2 separate regions of the Mus musculus genome follow, and region 1 is linked to region 2. A link is a contact called in ENCODE POLR2A ChIA-PET data. All regions are on one chromosome and are shown on one strand. Each heading gives the region's core, a stretch centred on a gene start or an enhancer-like site at or near the end of the contact. The rest is flanking DNA. Distances are from core to core; before and after follow the strand shown. Region 1 holds the start of Arf3 (ADP-ribosylation factor 3). Region 2 holds the start of Rnd1 (Rho family GTPase 1).

Region 1 (7,042 bases), core at 3,008-5,507, 86 kb before region 2:
AGAACTTGCTATGTAGACCAGCCTGGCCTCAAATTCAAAGAAATCCACCTGGCTCTGCCTCCTGAGTGCTGGGACTGACAGTGCACCACCGTAGCTGGCTCAGCTTGCTTTCCTGATATTTTCCCCTGGTATTGAACTTATTTTTATTTGCATGAGTATTTTGCCTGCATGTATGCTTGTGTACCACATACATACTACACACAGTGTCCATAGAGGCCTGAATGGGGCCTGGGACTAGAGTCACAGACAGTTGCCTGCCACCATATGGATGCTGTGAATCAAACCAGGTCCTTGGGAAAAAGCTGCCTGGCCCCTTAGCCTCTGAGTGACTAGTCAGCCCTCACCTGCTTCATAAAATTCAAAGGTCGTGCCGCCCACAGTGACCTTGGCCCTTCCATGCCAATCATCAATCGAGAGAAATGCCTTGCAGGTTGGCTCACAATCTGGTGAGGTCATTTCTTGATTGGGGCTTCCTCTTCCCAAATGATTGTAACTTCTATCAAGTTGTCATCAACTAGCCAGTACAGTTGACCTCTTGTCAATATGACACACAAACACATCACTATTCAACTAGACCCTTTCCTTTCTCAGTTACCCTCAACATGGCATGTTATAATGATATAAAACATTCCAATGCTGATGTTTCCCATATTTGTTACAAATTCAAACGTATAAAGAAACCCGGTCCTTTTAGAAACATCTGAAGTCTCTCTTTTTTTTTTTTAAGATTTATTTATTGATTATATGTAAGTACACTGTAGCTGTCTTCAGATACTCCAGAAGAGGGAGTCAGATCTCATTACGGATGGTTGTGAGCCACCATGTGGTTGCTGGGATTTGAACTCTGGACCTTCGGAAGAGCAGTCCAGTGCTCTTACCCACTGAGCCATCTCACCAGCCCTGAAGTCTCTTTTAAAGTTCAATGTTTTTCTAAAACATTCAAAATCGCTGTAAAATTCTGAAGTTTCTTAAGCGTGGAGTCCTGTGAAATAAAAAAAAAAAAAAAAAAAAAGCTACATACGTTATTGCTTCAAAAAGGAGAAACCAGGACAATCACAAACAAAGCAAAGCAAAACCAGAGTCCAGCCCGGTAAAAAGGCCAGCGCTGGGGCCTCCTCATGGTTCTTTGGGCCTCAAAGTGCTCTGTGGCCTCAACTCTGCCAGCTTGTCTCCTGGGCCCAGGGCAGCGCTATTCCACAGTTTCTTCTGTCCTTGGCAGTTGTCCCACGGTGCTGGCATCTCCAAAAGGCTGGGTCTCTGCTGCAGCTGGATTGTGTTCTCCTCCTCTCCCCCCTCCTCCCCCCCCCCCTGACCTTGCCATGTGGTGACAGTAGACCAGACTGGCCTCAAAGTCAGAGGTCCACCTGGCTCTGCTTCCCAAGTGCTGGGATTAAAGGCCTGTGCCACCACCCTGGACTGCTCTTTCCTTAATCACAGCTGATTCTTCAGCCCCAGCTGTCCAGTATCAATTAAGTAAAGTAAAAGTTTCACTTTAGTTGTTCTTTTTTTGTTGTTGTTGTTGTTGTTTTGTTTTTTTATTATTATTGGCTGGGGTCCCTCTATATAGCCCTGGCTGGCCTGGAACTTACTATGTTGATCACTCTGGCTGTGAACTCACAGCAATCCATCTGCCTCTACCCCCCAGAGTCCTGGGATTAAAGGTGTGAGCCACCACATGTGCACTTTAGCGGCTCTTAATTCAAAATATGAGACTTAGACTCTTTAAGGGACTTTCCAATTTCTCCCTGTAACTTCCCAAGTCAGGCCTCTGTCGTCTGCACTGCTCTTGGCATTATCTTCTAAGTCCCCACAGCAACCCACGGAACTCTGAGCACACAACGGCTTTCCCAGCCCAGAGTTCAGATGCCACCACAATCCTCCCCAAAACACAAGGTCAGGTCTGTGACAGCAACATCTCACGCCTACTGTCCAAATGCAACCTGAGGAAGAAAGGGTTTATTATAGTTCATCACTGAGTTGGAACTCAGGGTAGGAACCTGGAGGCAGAAACAGAAGCAGAGGCCACGGAAGATTGCTGCTTATACATAGGCTTGCTCAGCCTGATTTCTTATACAACATACAACCCAGGGGTGACACCTCCTACAGTGAGCTTGGCTTTCTCAAACTATCACTCAAAGAAAATGTCCCCCAGGCCTGCTTCCAGCCCGAGCTGATAGAGCAAGACATTTTCTTAATTGAGGTTCTCTCTTCCTGCAGGACTCTGTAACCGGAGTCCAGCTGACATAAAACTACCTAGCACAGTAACTATATTTTGGGGAGTCTCTTGCCTTTAAGAACCCAGGATATGGGCTAGGGAGATAGTTCAGCCATTAAAAGTACTAGCAAGACAAGCTTGGCCCGAGCTTGTTCCCCAGAGCCTGTTGTAATAGGTGGAGGGCGATCAGGCTCTTACTGACCTCTCTTGCCTAGAGGACCTGGCTCCCAGCACCACGTGGAACAACTGCTTGTAACTTTGTCTCCAGAGAATGTTACATTTTTTTCTCCCTGTAGTAGATATCCACACTTACAGGCACCTACTCACACACAGAGACGTATGTGCGTAGGTACAGTTAAAAATAAATCCATTTGGCTGGATGTGTGACAAATACCTTTAATCTAAGCACTCAGGAGGCAGAGGCAGGCAGATCGTATTTGAGTTCAATGCCAACTTGGTCTATAAAGTGAATTCCAGGCCAGGTGGGGCTACATAGTGAGCCCCTGTCTCAAACACAACAATAACAAATATATATATTTTAAAGCTGAATGCCTGTGGTGTAATGAAAGCATTCCTAAAGTAAGATGGGGGATGATGCCAGGAGAATCACACAGAGCTAGCCTAGAGTGTGCACTGCAGCAGCAGAAACCAGAGATCCTGGCCCAACGAGGGAAAAAAGTCAAGAACAGCGACTCCCAAAAGGTGTCCTCTCTAACCTCCACATCTTGCTAGAGCACAAGTGCACCCGCAATCTCTCATACAAGCACACACACACAGAGTTAATAAATGGAGGGAAAAACGAGCAAAAACCAGAGCTTAACAAAGGCTCTCAACAGCATTGAGTCCTGAGTGGGGACAAATATAATTCTCTTCGTTATAAGCAAGTTCCTTGCTGTCCATCTCTTCGTTAACCATCTCTGGCTGTTCTGGAGCCTGCTCTGTAAATCAGACTGACCTTTAACTCACAGACATCCACCTGCCTCTGCACCCTAGTCTCCAGTGCTGGGATTAAAAGCTTGTGCCACCACCGCCCCCAGCCAGTCCTGTAATTTTTGAGGTAAACAAGAGAAGACAAACTGGTATAAAGGTATAAACCAGAGACAGATGTGACAAGAGATAGATTCTGTTCCCAGCCTATGTTTTGGAGGGAGAGAAGAGTTATAACGCTGCACCAAGCTCTTATACTTGATGCATTTAAAGAACGCAGTGGGGGCTGGTGAGATGGCTCAGTGGGTAAGAGCACCCGTTTCTGGCGAGGACCCTTCTAGCTCAGATTCTAACATAGCTTGTGGCTAGAGTCTCAGGCAGTGTCTCCATCATGTCAAAAGATGAGTGTCAGGGAAGGAAGGCGGGGTCCTGGGTGCGCTTTCCTGGGGATACTAAAATCCAGACTCATCTAGAGAGACTTCATGAGAGCCGCCTCTGAGTTTCTGCCCTCTGCCTTTCAGCCTCAACCTCCTAGACGACCCCATCCAGATGTTTCCTCTAGTATCTGGAATGCATCGTTCTTTCTCCTCTTCCTTTATGGGAAAGGATCTCAGAGAAAGCATCCTTAGGAACTAGGGAGCAGAGCGGATTAGCAGGTGGGGTGCGAGTGATGCGCTGTTTATTTGGAATAAGACTGGACTAGAGCAGGATACAGCAACCGTTTTCATCCTCCATGCTCCACATGGGCTCTGCTTAAGAAACCCCGGAGACTCCCTGGTCCGAGCCCTGTGGCCAGCGCAGCCAGGATGTGGCAAGGTCCCGGAGCTCGCTCTGCTCGGGAGCCTCACCTCAGTGCCCACAGCCCCCTCTACACGCCGTGCCTTCCGATCCTCCAGCCCCCACACAGGCCCCCGCCTAGGCTCAGCTTCAGCACCGGCTGCTTTTGCTGCAGCCGCTGCCATGGTGATGGGTCTCGCGAGAACTGCCGCTCGCTACCGCGCACTTCTCGCGCGATCGTGGAGGTGGGAAGTAGCCCGGGCTGGGGGTGGGTGTTCGCCGCACAGCTCCTGTCGCCGTCGCGGCTTCCGGTGCTAGGTGGAGGGCGGGCAGGAGGGAGCCGGGGAGCGGGCCAGCGGACCATCTTCACCGCGGTCGGGTCGGCTTGCGGAGCGGGAGGCAGCGGCCGGAGAGCCGGGCGGAACCTGCGGGGGCGGAGGCGGCGGTGGCAGCCGCGGCGCAGGGAGCAGGAACAGGTTCGGAGCTGGGGAGGGAAGGCGGGTCCGGGCAGGGAAGAGGCTGGGTCCGGGTGGGAGCCCGAGGCCCCCGGCCGCGGTCCGGCTCGCACCGTCTGGGCGAGGTGCTGGTGTGGGGGGTGATCCTCGCTGAGCTTGGGGACCCCAGCCCCACTCCTGTCCCCGCAGCCGAAGGACGCCGAGCTGGGGTGGGGGCGGGGGGCGCACACGGATTTGTCCTCCGCCTCCCCCGAGGGTGCGACCTGGGCTGCAGAGGTGAGCTTGGGAGGGTTGGGGACGAGGGGGAGGCAGGCTGACCTGTGGGAGGGGGACGCGGGGGCGGTGTGGCTGTTTGGCTCTCTTTTCCTTGGGTTTAAAGGGCTGCGAGGAACGCTGCCTTTTCTCTCTCCCTCCCCCGCCCGAGCTGTGGGGGAACCAAAGAAAAGCCGTGCCGTGCCGTGGTTATTCTCCTCCCTCACCCAGCGCGAGGCGTGGGGGGCCGGGGCTTAGTATCAGGGCCTACTGGTGGGGCTCGGCTGGCTGCGCACGGTCCTCACGGAGGTGGCGCTCTGCTCTGGGGTGTTGGGAAGAGGGCAGCAGGTGGGGAGAGGGTGGAGAGGAGGCTGGAGACGGGGGAGGGGGACCTGAGCTAGCTCGGAGGAGAGAGGTGGGGCCTTCCTCCCCCAGGCGGAGCGGGGGCGGTGTCACCGAAGGAGGGAGCAGCTTGTCACTGGCCCTGAGTTTGTGTCTTCCAATCCGCTTTCTTTCTCTAGGAAGTACCAGGATTCCCGGAACAGAAAATGAAGCCTTTGCTTAGCATGCCAGTCCTTTTTGAAGGAAGGAGGGGGAGGTGGGGAGGTGAAGTTCCCTGTTAAAACCTCAGGGTCCTTTAGTTAAGTCGTAACTCTTTGGAGAGACTTGTTTTTTTTTTTGGGGGGGGGGGAGAGGGTCTCTGGGCCAGGAAGAATGTAGTGGAGGGTTATGTATGTGGTCAGGACTAAGAAGAAAATAGTGAGGTCATTAGGGAGACGGGTAATGTAAAACCCGTCTCTGCCACTGTTGCATTGGGTCACCCTTGGGTCCATGGCATGAAAGTTTTATTGGGAGGAGATCTGCTGCAGGAGTCTGATTGCTTGAGTCATTGCAACAGGATAGAATCTAGTCTCTGCATACCTCCATCTGTGACCCCAGGCAGGGGGATAGGGAACTGTCTTTGCTGCCATTTTGTCTTAGACCTGTTTGGGGATAGTATCCCCACTGTGTGCTGCAGTGGCCATTGGGTTGGCCTTTGGCATGTTGGACCTGCGCTTGAGTACATTGTTAAAGGCCGTTTTAAGAAAGGCCCATCCACTTACATTCAGCTTTTCACACAAGGAGTCACTGACCTTGGAGGCAGCTGGAAAGGGCTCCCAGGTGTCACACAGTCACTCCTGCACAGTTTTCCTTCTTTCTCTCCTTCCTTTCCCCCTCCCTTACTCCTTTGTTTGTTTGAGATGCAGTGCCCTTGCTCGCCTCAACCTACCAGCTGCCTGCCGCTGTCTCTGGAGTGCTGAGGTTGACCTGGGAACCGAGGCAGACCCTTACTTCCTTTTTTGAGACAGGCTGGATTTGAATCTTGCTTTTGTAAGAACACGGGATAGCAATGCATAGAACTGCGCAAGGTTTCTAGCTACTGCTTAAGGAAGAGGTAGTGCAGCGAGGGGAAGGAGTTCTCTACTGATGAGAAGGAGAAACTTCTTTAAAGCCAGGGTTGTTAAAGTTGAGGCTGTGGCTGACAGAAACTGGGATCTGCTTCCTCACATAGCTTTGGAAGTAGATACCAAGAGGCCTGTGAGTCAGAGCACACCAGTGCTTTGGCTAACGGTGTGCTTAGAGGCGGGATGCCGCAGTGATTGAAGCTGGGTTGTAGAGACAGACAAGATGGGGCCAGGCTCACCTCCTGCCTGTGCTGTCCCGAGCTGTCCCATGCTGTCCTGTTGTATACATTTGATAACTTACTTGTTCGCACTTAGGTTTCATTTTTCCTTTTGCATAAGGAGAGTCATGGTAGCAGCTACCTAGTAGGCTGTCGTGAGAGTTAAATGAGATAAGTGAAAAGTCCTGAGAACTGCATAGGGCACACAGCACATGCTGACTGCCCACCGTCATGTAGTGTGGCACCAACACTCAGGCAGGGCTGCTGTAAAAGAGAGCTAGTTAGTAGAAGAGCAGGGTGGGCCTATGTGAAGGGACAGTTGTTACAGTGACTTTACTCAGTGCCTCGTGAGTGGTAACGTTTTATTCTTGTCTGTATCAGCTCATAGCCGTAGCACGTAATGCTTCAGGGAGAGGTGAAGCTGGAGCAGGGCAGGGGCCGAGAACATCTTGGATGCAAGGGCGTGTGGTGATCCAGAGTAGTGTTGGTTAGAAAGGCCACTGGAGGGCTGGCTGGCTGGTTCAGTGGAGGAAAGCTCCTGCCAGCAAGCTTGAAGACCTGAGTCTGATTCCGTACTCCTGCCCCAGGTCCACAAGGTAGAAGGAGAGGACAGATTCTTTCATCGTCAGTCTCTGGCTTCCAAACAAAAACGATGTGAAAAGAGAAGAAAAAGAGATTCTTTTAAGAAAAGTCATTCCATAACCGCGTGTGACAAGTAAGACAGCATGTGATCCTAGTACTTGAAAGGTGGAG
Region 2 (6,621 bases), core at 793-3,292:
CTCAGCAGCTTCTAATCTGCCTTCTTATATTTTCATTTCTATTACAGCATATTCTCTCTCTCTCTCTCTCTCTCTCTCTCTCTCTCTCTCTCTCTCTCTCTCTCTCCCTGTGTGTGTGTGTGTGTGTAAGGCTGGGAGAGAAGAACATGGAGGGAATGCTGAACCCTTTCATGTTGTTCTTGGAGGAAACCTGATTCAGGGTTAAGAGAACACAAGGAACCCTATAGACACTTGTAGACCTGTGTTAGGTGAGCCAGAGGGTCGGGGTGGGCAGATCCCGAGGGCGGTCAAGCTGAGGGAAAGGACTCCATCCAGGTTGAGACAGACAAGTCTTCCAGCTGTTCTAGAACTCTTCCAAATCACACTTAGCTCAGGGAAGCCACCAGGACGGTGGGAAAGGACAAAGGGGAAGAATTCCAGAGATTGTCATTTATGTGAAGGCTGAGGTGTCGGGAAAGATGAGGTGAAGAAACTCCTGGAGAGCCTCGAGGAGGGAATAATCACTCAAGGAAACGCTGGATAGTCCACTGGTTCCCTCAGTGACTCCATTCCTGGAAGTAATGGGTGGATGGATGGAGGGGATCCCTGCCCAGCCTGTGAGCCTACAGAGAAGCTGGGAACCATAAGAGTAGACTAGAGGGAGACTGGCTGGACTACATTTCCCAGATAACGTCCATTCTCCGTTATAGTGGGCCTGGCTGTCTTACTAGATCTGTCCATAGGGCCTGTGAAGCCTTTGAAAGGTGCTTATTAATTTCAGGGAAAATGGTCTTGGGTGGGTGGCAATGACTGGCTTATGAGCAAAGCTTGGGGTTGTTCGAGAAGGGACCTCAAGACAACCGTGAGCCAGGGCTGGTGTTCTCTGTCTGAATTTCAGGCCTGAGGCCTGAGGCAAGAAGATGGGCTATATACGGCAAGTTCCAGTGTGATGTTCTCTAAAAAAAATAAAATAAAATAAAATAAAATGAAAGAAAGAAACCAAACCAACAGAACAGGGTAAGGGGAACCCTAGGTTGTTCTCAAGTTTGCCCTAAACTGCCCCTCCCCCAATTCTCTGGAGGCCTCACGGGACTTCCTTGGTGGCCAGTGGCTTATATGAGCTGTGTACTTCCATAGCTCTGTCTAGTAGAGGGGTCTGCAGAAGCCGTGGAGGCTTGCAGGCTAGGGCCAGTCGGCGGCAGTTTGTAGTTTATCTCAGTCTACAATGATTGGTTTTCAATTTCTAATCCCTGAGGCCCAGCCCTGGCATCCAGGCTGGACTCTCACTAGGTGACACTATCAGTGCGTCAGAATCCGTGGCTATCAGCCTGGAACTAGACCTGCCCTGGATTCATCTCGGACACTGAAGCCAGGCCACAGAACAAAACACCTTCACTCTTGCTTGCCAGGCCTGGCATGAGCTGGCTCCTGGCTGGCAGAAAGCAGCTTGTTTGGTCTTTCTCTCTCCTGTTCCTACTTGAAAGACGCCCTCCTTTGTTTTCTTTGCCTATCTCTGGGTCAAGTTATTTTTTGTTTGTCTTGTTTTGTTTTCTTGGTTTGTTTTGGGGAAGGCGATTCCTGAGGAAGGGAGTCGGGCTGTAAAAGAGGGGCAGCAGAGACTTCTATTAGGAGATCCCAGAAGTGGAACCAGTGTGAATAGGAACTATATAAAATTAAGGAGTCACCCTCTCCCCCGAGAGATGCCACCCACCTGTCCATAGTTTAGGCAGGTCCTGCTGTCTTCCTGGGACAGACAGCCTGATTCTATAGCTCTTTGTGGGTCTTGACACTAACTCATAGACACTCAGAGATCACTAAGTTTTACTTCCAGTCCCCTCCTGACCTCCTAACAGCAACACAAAAAGCGTGGGAATCCCCTTCCAAGAGGAAGCCACCGTGCAGCTTTAACAGAAAGGGAAGGGAGGAAGAGGGCGCTGACTCGGAGTCTCCTACTATTGGCTGCAGCAGGGGATCCCACCTTAGGGATTGGCCTGGACAGAGTCCGCCTCCTCTTGTGATTGGATCAGTCTGAGACTTATAGCGGAGCCTTACGAGCCTCCGCCTCAGTCGGAGGCAGGCAGGCAGGGAACCCGCGCTAGTGTGCTAGTGCGGACACTTGAGGCGCGACCTCCTCCTCCCTGAACCCGAGTCCACGTCCCTCCGAGGCTGCAGCCATGAAGGAGAGACGGGCACCGCAGCCAGTGGTGGTCAGGTGTAAGCTCGTCCTGGTGGGAGACGTGCAGTGTGGGAAGACGGCGATGTTACAGGTGCTAGCGAAAGACTGCTATCCCGAGGTGAGCTTCCCTGCCGTCCCGGGGTCGATCCCCCACCTGTCCGGGACAGCGCTCTCCACCACCCGCAGGCCGCCCCACCCTGCCTTGCCTTCTGGCTGGAGGACTGCCCTGTCTTGCTTCCCTAGAGACCTGACCCACTTCTGCCGCCCGGTCGGCTCCTCCTCACCTCTTTACCCATCATATCCCCTCCCACTTGCCTTCATCCCTGAGACCTGGAGGCTCCCGAGAGCTTGGGCTTCATTCTTGACGCAGTACCTGCCTGCCCCTCCTATAAGGCTCTGTGAGGGTGCCCTCCCCAACCCCCCCCCCCCCCCCCGCGCAGGCTTCTGCTGTTTTGCCTGTTCACCTGTGCCAAAGGACTAGAGGGCAGAAGACAGAGGTTAAAACTGGCTTGTGGCTCTGAAAAATGGGACACACATTTAGAGATGTGAGGAAAATGCGAATGTATGTGTCTCAGACTAGCTAGGATGTAGGGGGTTTGTCCCAGGCTGGGGAGCGAAGGCCAATACCTCTACAGTCCCCAATGGCTCCCCCTCCTCTGGCTTCTCGCCATCTGACACTTTGGTGTTTCTCGGCGCATGTGTAGCCAACGCTTGGTGTGGGGTTCTGAGGGCATGCTGCTGCCGGGGTGTGAGTGTTTCCTGTCTCCTCGCAGACCTATGTGCCTACCGTGTTTGAGAATTACACAGCCTGTTTGGAGACAGAGGAACAGAGAGTGGAGCTTAGTCTCTGGGACACCTCAGGTAAGAGTGTACCCCCAAATGCCCCATCCTACCACCATTGGCTAGCCGCAGTTGCTGCTTTTTTAAGGGGGGGGGGGCTGGGAATCCACCTTTGAAGATAGGTGCTTGCCAGGAAAGCGAAGGAAAGAATGTAAAAAATTCTTTGGTTGGGGCTTTGATGATTTTAGAGGATCCTGGAAGGCAGTGAACAAGCCTGGGTGCCACTTGGGTCTCTGGTCTAGTTCACCTCTGGATGGTGAGGTGAAGGGAGCCCTGAGAACTCCCCGGGAGTACCAGACGTCTCCTCTGTCTCTGTCTCTCTCCTCTCCCTTCCTCTCCCTCCTCTCTCCCTCTCTCTCTAGTTCTCCAGAGCAAAGTTAAATGAGGTAGGAGGGTGCTGCTGGAGGCAGCTGTGGCGGGGCAGAGAGCCACCCTCCCGCCCCGCCGGCTTTGGAGGGAATATCACTCTCCTGCATCTCAAGCCGAAGCTGTCTGCTTGCCGCAACTCAGAGGCTGCGGCTTAGAGACGATGATGAAGCGATGCATCATCGATGCTTTTTTTTGGGGGGGGGGCAGTAAATGTAGGGCATGTCCACACTGGGTTAGTGTCCAGTTGAGCACATGGGGGTCTAGTTCTTATCATTTCTCCCTGGGCTGGGGTGAGTTGGAGATGCCCTGTCTATCTTTTGGAAATGTAGAAAGCAATGCTTTCCCTACTCTCCGCTCCCAAGCCCTTTAGAGCTCAGCTTTGCTTCTGAGCCCTTCCCACTTTCTCTACCCCAGCCCCTCTTTTTAACCGTCTGTCTCAGACATCCTTAAAGAGTAAGTGCCAGCCATGTGAGAAAGAAAAGAAAAATCCATGCTTTGCCAAAAAGGATATTTTCTACGTGCTCAGCCCGAGTTTCTGGGGAAGCTGGAGAGCACCAAGGTTCTCCTGCATGTGTGGTAGATGTGCCACCCAGCTTCTGTGAAGGATCCTGTGCTGCTTCTCCAACTGTAAGGTCTGGGAAGACCGGGGATAAGGAATGGGAAAACAGAAAACGATAGATATTTCTTTCGCTCTCCCCACAACCAAAATTCCTCAGGCGGGTCCACGGTCCCCCGTTGCAGTTCCAGGAAAGGGGAGGCAGGGTTTCTGGTTATCCTGGACTGTGCTGTGCTGGCTGGATCGGACCAGAATGCAGCGTGGCTGCGTGATGTATGGGTTTTCTCCTGCTGTATCCTCCCACCTTCCAATCCTCCCTGAACCTTGCTGCGGCTCATCTCTCCTCATTACCACCCTCGATGCCCCCACCCCCACCCCCACAGTCCTTCACTCCCAACCCAGATAAAGGAAAACCAGCCAGGATGGTCTTTTTACCCTAGGTCACACCCCACCCCCTCATTTCAAAAGGCTGGAAGGCAATCAGTTAGCCTTGTTTTAAACTAGGTCCCTGTAAGGACAGAGGAAATGACTGTGTAGGGTGGAGAGCCTCACTACCTTTGGTCTGGGGTTGAACCTGTTTCTGTTATTCACTTGCTGGCCTTAGGGGAGGGGGATTGCTTGGAGCCAAAATGGAGACCCGCTCCTCTCCCCCTCCCCCAGTACCGCAGCACTCCCCTGCCTCAGTGCTGCTGTAGATCAGCCCCCACCTCACCTCAGTAAGAGATGGGGGTGGCTTGCTGAAGGAGCAGGCAGCTATCCAACTCCCCCTTACTTCTTCTTTTTTATGACCGACACCCCCACCTCAGCTTGGATTCCCCCCCAGTTTCCATGGTGATTGCAGTACAGGGAGAGGGGCTGCTTGCTATTCTAAGCACGGATTGTCTGGATTCCAAATCTGCTACTGTTCCTTACCCAGGGTGGAGGGGGCCAGGCTCAGCTCCTAGCATTCACCCCATTAGACCCTGGGTCTGAATTGCCTTCTTCCCCTCTGCCAAGGATCCTTGCTCTGGCCTCTAACTCCGCAGCTATTGGTGTTTCTGCTCTTTGAGATCACCTCCCTGAGGTCTGAGGGGTGGGGGCCACCATATTCCCTTTGCTCTTTTCCGTGTAAGCTGACTTGGGTGGGTAAGGAATAGAACACTAAATTCTGGATGCCCCCCCTCCCCGAAGTTCTGACCCCTGAGGTAAAGAATCAGGGCAGCCAGTTATGTAACAGGCAGGGCTATTTCTTCACTGGGAGACCCTAGAGCAGGAGAATGAAGCAGAGGTTGGGCAGCAGGCAGGCTCTGGTGAAGGGAACCTGAGTCAAATCCTTGTCTTTCCATAGGTACTGGCAGCATCTTCTGGGATGCTCTGGTATGAATACATCTTAAACCCACTGTAGGAAACCCAGACACGGTCAGAGTGACTCCACCCTCTGCTCACCCCGCTTTTAGGACCAAGGGAAATGGTTCCTGGCAGATGGTCATGTCCCAAGCTTCTATGAAATAGCTCAGTGCCCTGATACAGAGCTGGCCATGAAGGGATCAAAGATTACAATCCCCAGGGATCCCTGCCTGGGCTTAGGCCTCCAGAGCAGAGGAGGTAACTCTCAGCCTCACTCTCAGCTCTTCTCCCCTTACAACAGGTTCTCCTTACTATGACAATGTTCGTCCACTCTGCTACAGCGACTCAGATGCGGTATTGCTGTGCTTTGACATCAGCCGTCCAGAGACCATGGACAGTGCACTCAAGAAGGTGAGGCTGAGCCGGAGGTGGTGGTGTCTGCTAATGAGCTTAGCTTAGCTCCTGGGGGTGGGGAGGGGTGTCGAAGCAGGAGGGTCGCAAGTTCAAGTTCACCCTGGGCTGTGGAGCCAGTCCGAGATCAGAGAATTTAGTGAGACCCTGTCTCCAAATAAAAAATCAGCTGGGCGGTGGTGGTGCACACCTTTAATCCCAGCACTTGGGAGGCAGAGGCAGGCAGATTTCTGAGTTCGAGGCCAGCCTGGTCTACAGAGTGAGTTCCAGGACAGCCAGGGCTACACAGAGAAACCCTGTCTCAAAAAAAAAAAAAAAAAAAAAAAAAGAAAGAAAAAAGAAAAAAATCAAACGGAGCCCCGGATGACTTGCAGTTAGGGAGTGCTTCCTTAGCATAAGCAAGGCCTTGGGTTCAGCACCCAGGATTGCGGGTGGAGTGGAGGAGAGGATAAATGTATACTTTCTACCTAGAAGAACAAGAAGGGGCCTTGTCCCATAATCCTCCTGTCCCTCAGCCAGGAAAGACTTGTTTTGCTTGACGCCTTACCATTAGCTGTGTGGCTCTGGGTTGAACCTGGGTTTCCTTCCCCTTAGCCTTCTGCCTTTCTCCTATCCTACTATGCTAAAGGCCAGTCTGTGGGCGATACTGAAGGCCCAGAGAACCTTCTAGTGTGTGCGTTTGTGGAAGCACACACACTGGAGGCATCTTCTGGGACTGTGACCTCAGGCCCACTGAGTCAGGCAGGTCAGAGCTCAGTTAGCTGGAGGAAGTGCTGGTTCCGAGTGGCAGGATCTGCCCACACTGAGACGTTGCGGGAAACGCTGTGGGACTTGCCTAGCTTCTTAAGGAAGAGATTGTCTCATTCCCAGCTACAGGTATTCAGGGCTTGTTTGCCTTCTGACTGGGAAAGAAGACAGATCCATGTCCTTTCTGTGTGGCAGGGAGAGGGAGACTTGCCCTGTG

The links. ChIA-PET counts read pairs that join two places held with the same protein, here RNA polymerase II (POLR2A).
Region 1: POLR2A ChIA-PET joins it to region 2 with 20 read pairs in Patski. The contact joins the promoter of Arf3 here to the promoter of Rnd1 in region 2. POLR2A ChIA-PET finds 5 or more read pairs at or near these places in 4 of 5 experiments (Patski and embryonic stem cell).

The regions. Positions count from the first base shown.
Region 1 is chr15:98,760,333-98,767,374 of GRCm38, reverse strand. Arf3 (ADP-ribosylation factor 3) reads left to right here and starts at 4,257. Exons shown (of 5, transcript NM_007478.3): 1 at 4,257-4,395. LOC115488470 reads left to right here and starts at 5,329. Exons shown (of 1, transcript XM_030248862.1): 1 at 5,329-7,042. The coding sequence starts at 5,463. The coding sequence ends at 5,927.
Region 2 is chr15:98,672,882-98,679,502 of GRCm38, reverse strand. It overlaps Rnd1 (Rho family GTPase 1), which reads left to right and starts at 2,042. Exons shown (of 5, transcript NM_172612.3): 1 at 2,042-2,273; 2 at 2,929-3,016; 3 at 5,548-5,657. The coding sequence starts at 2,154.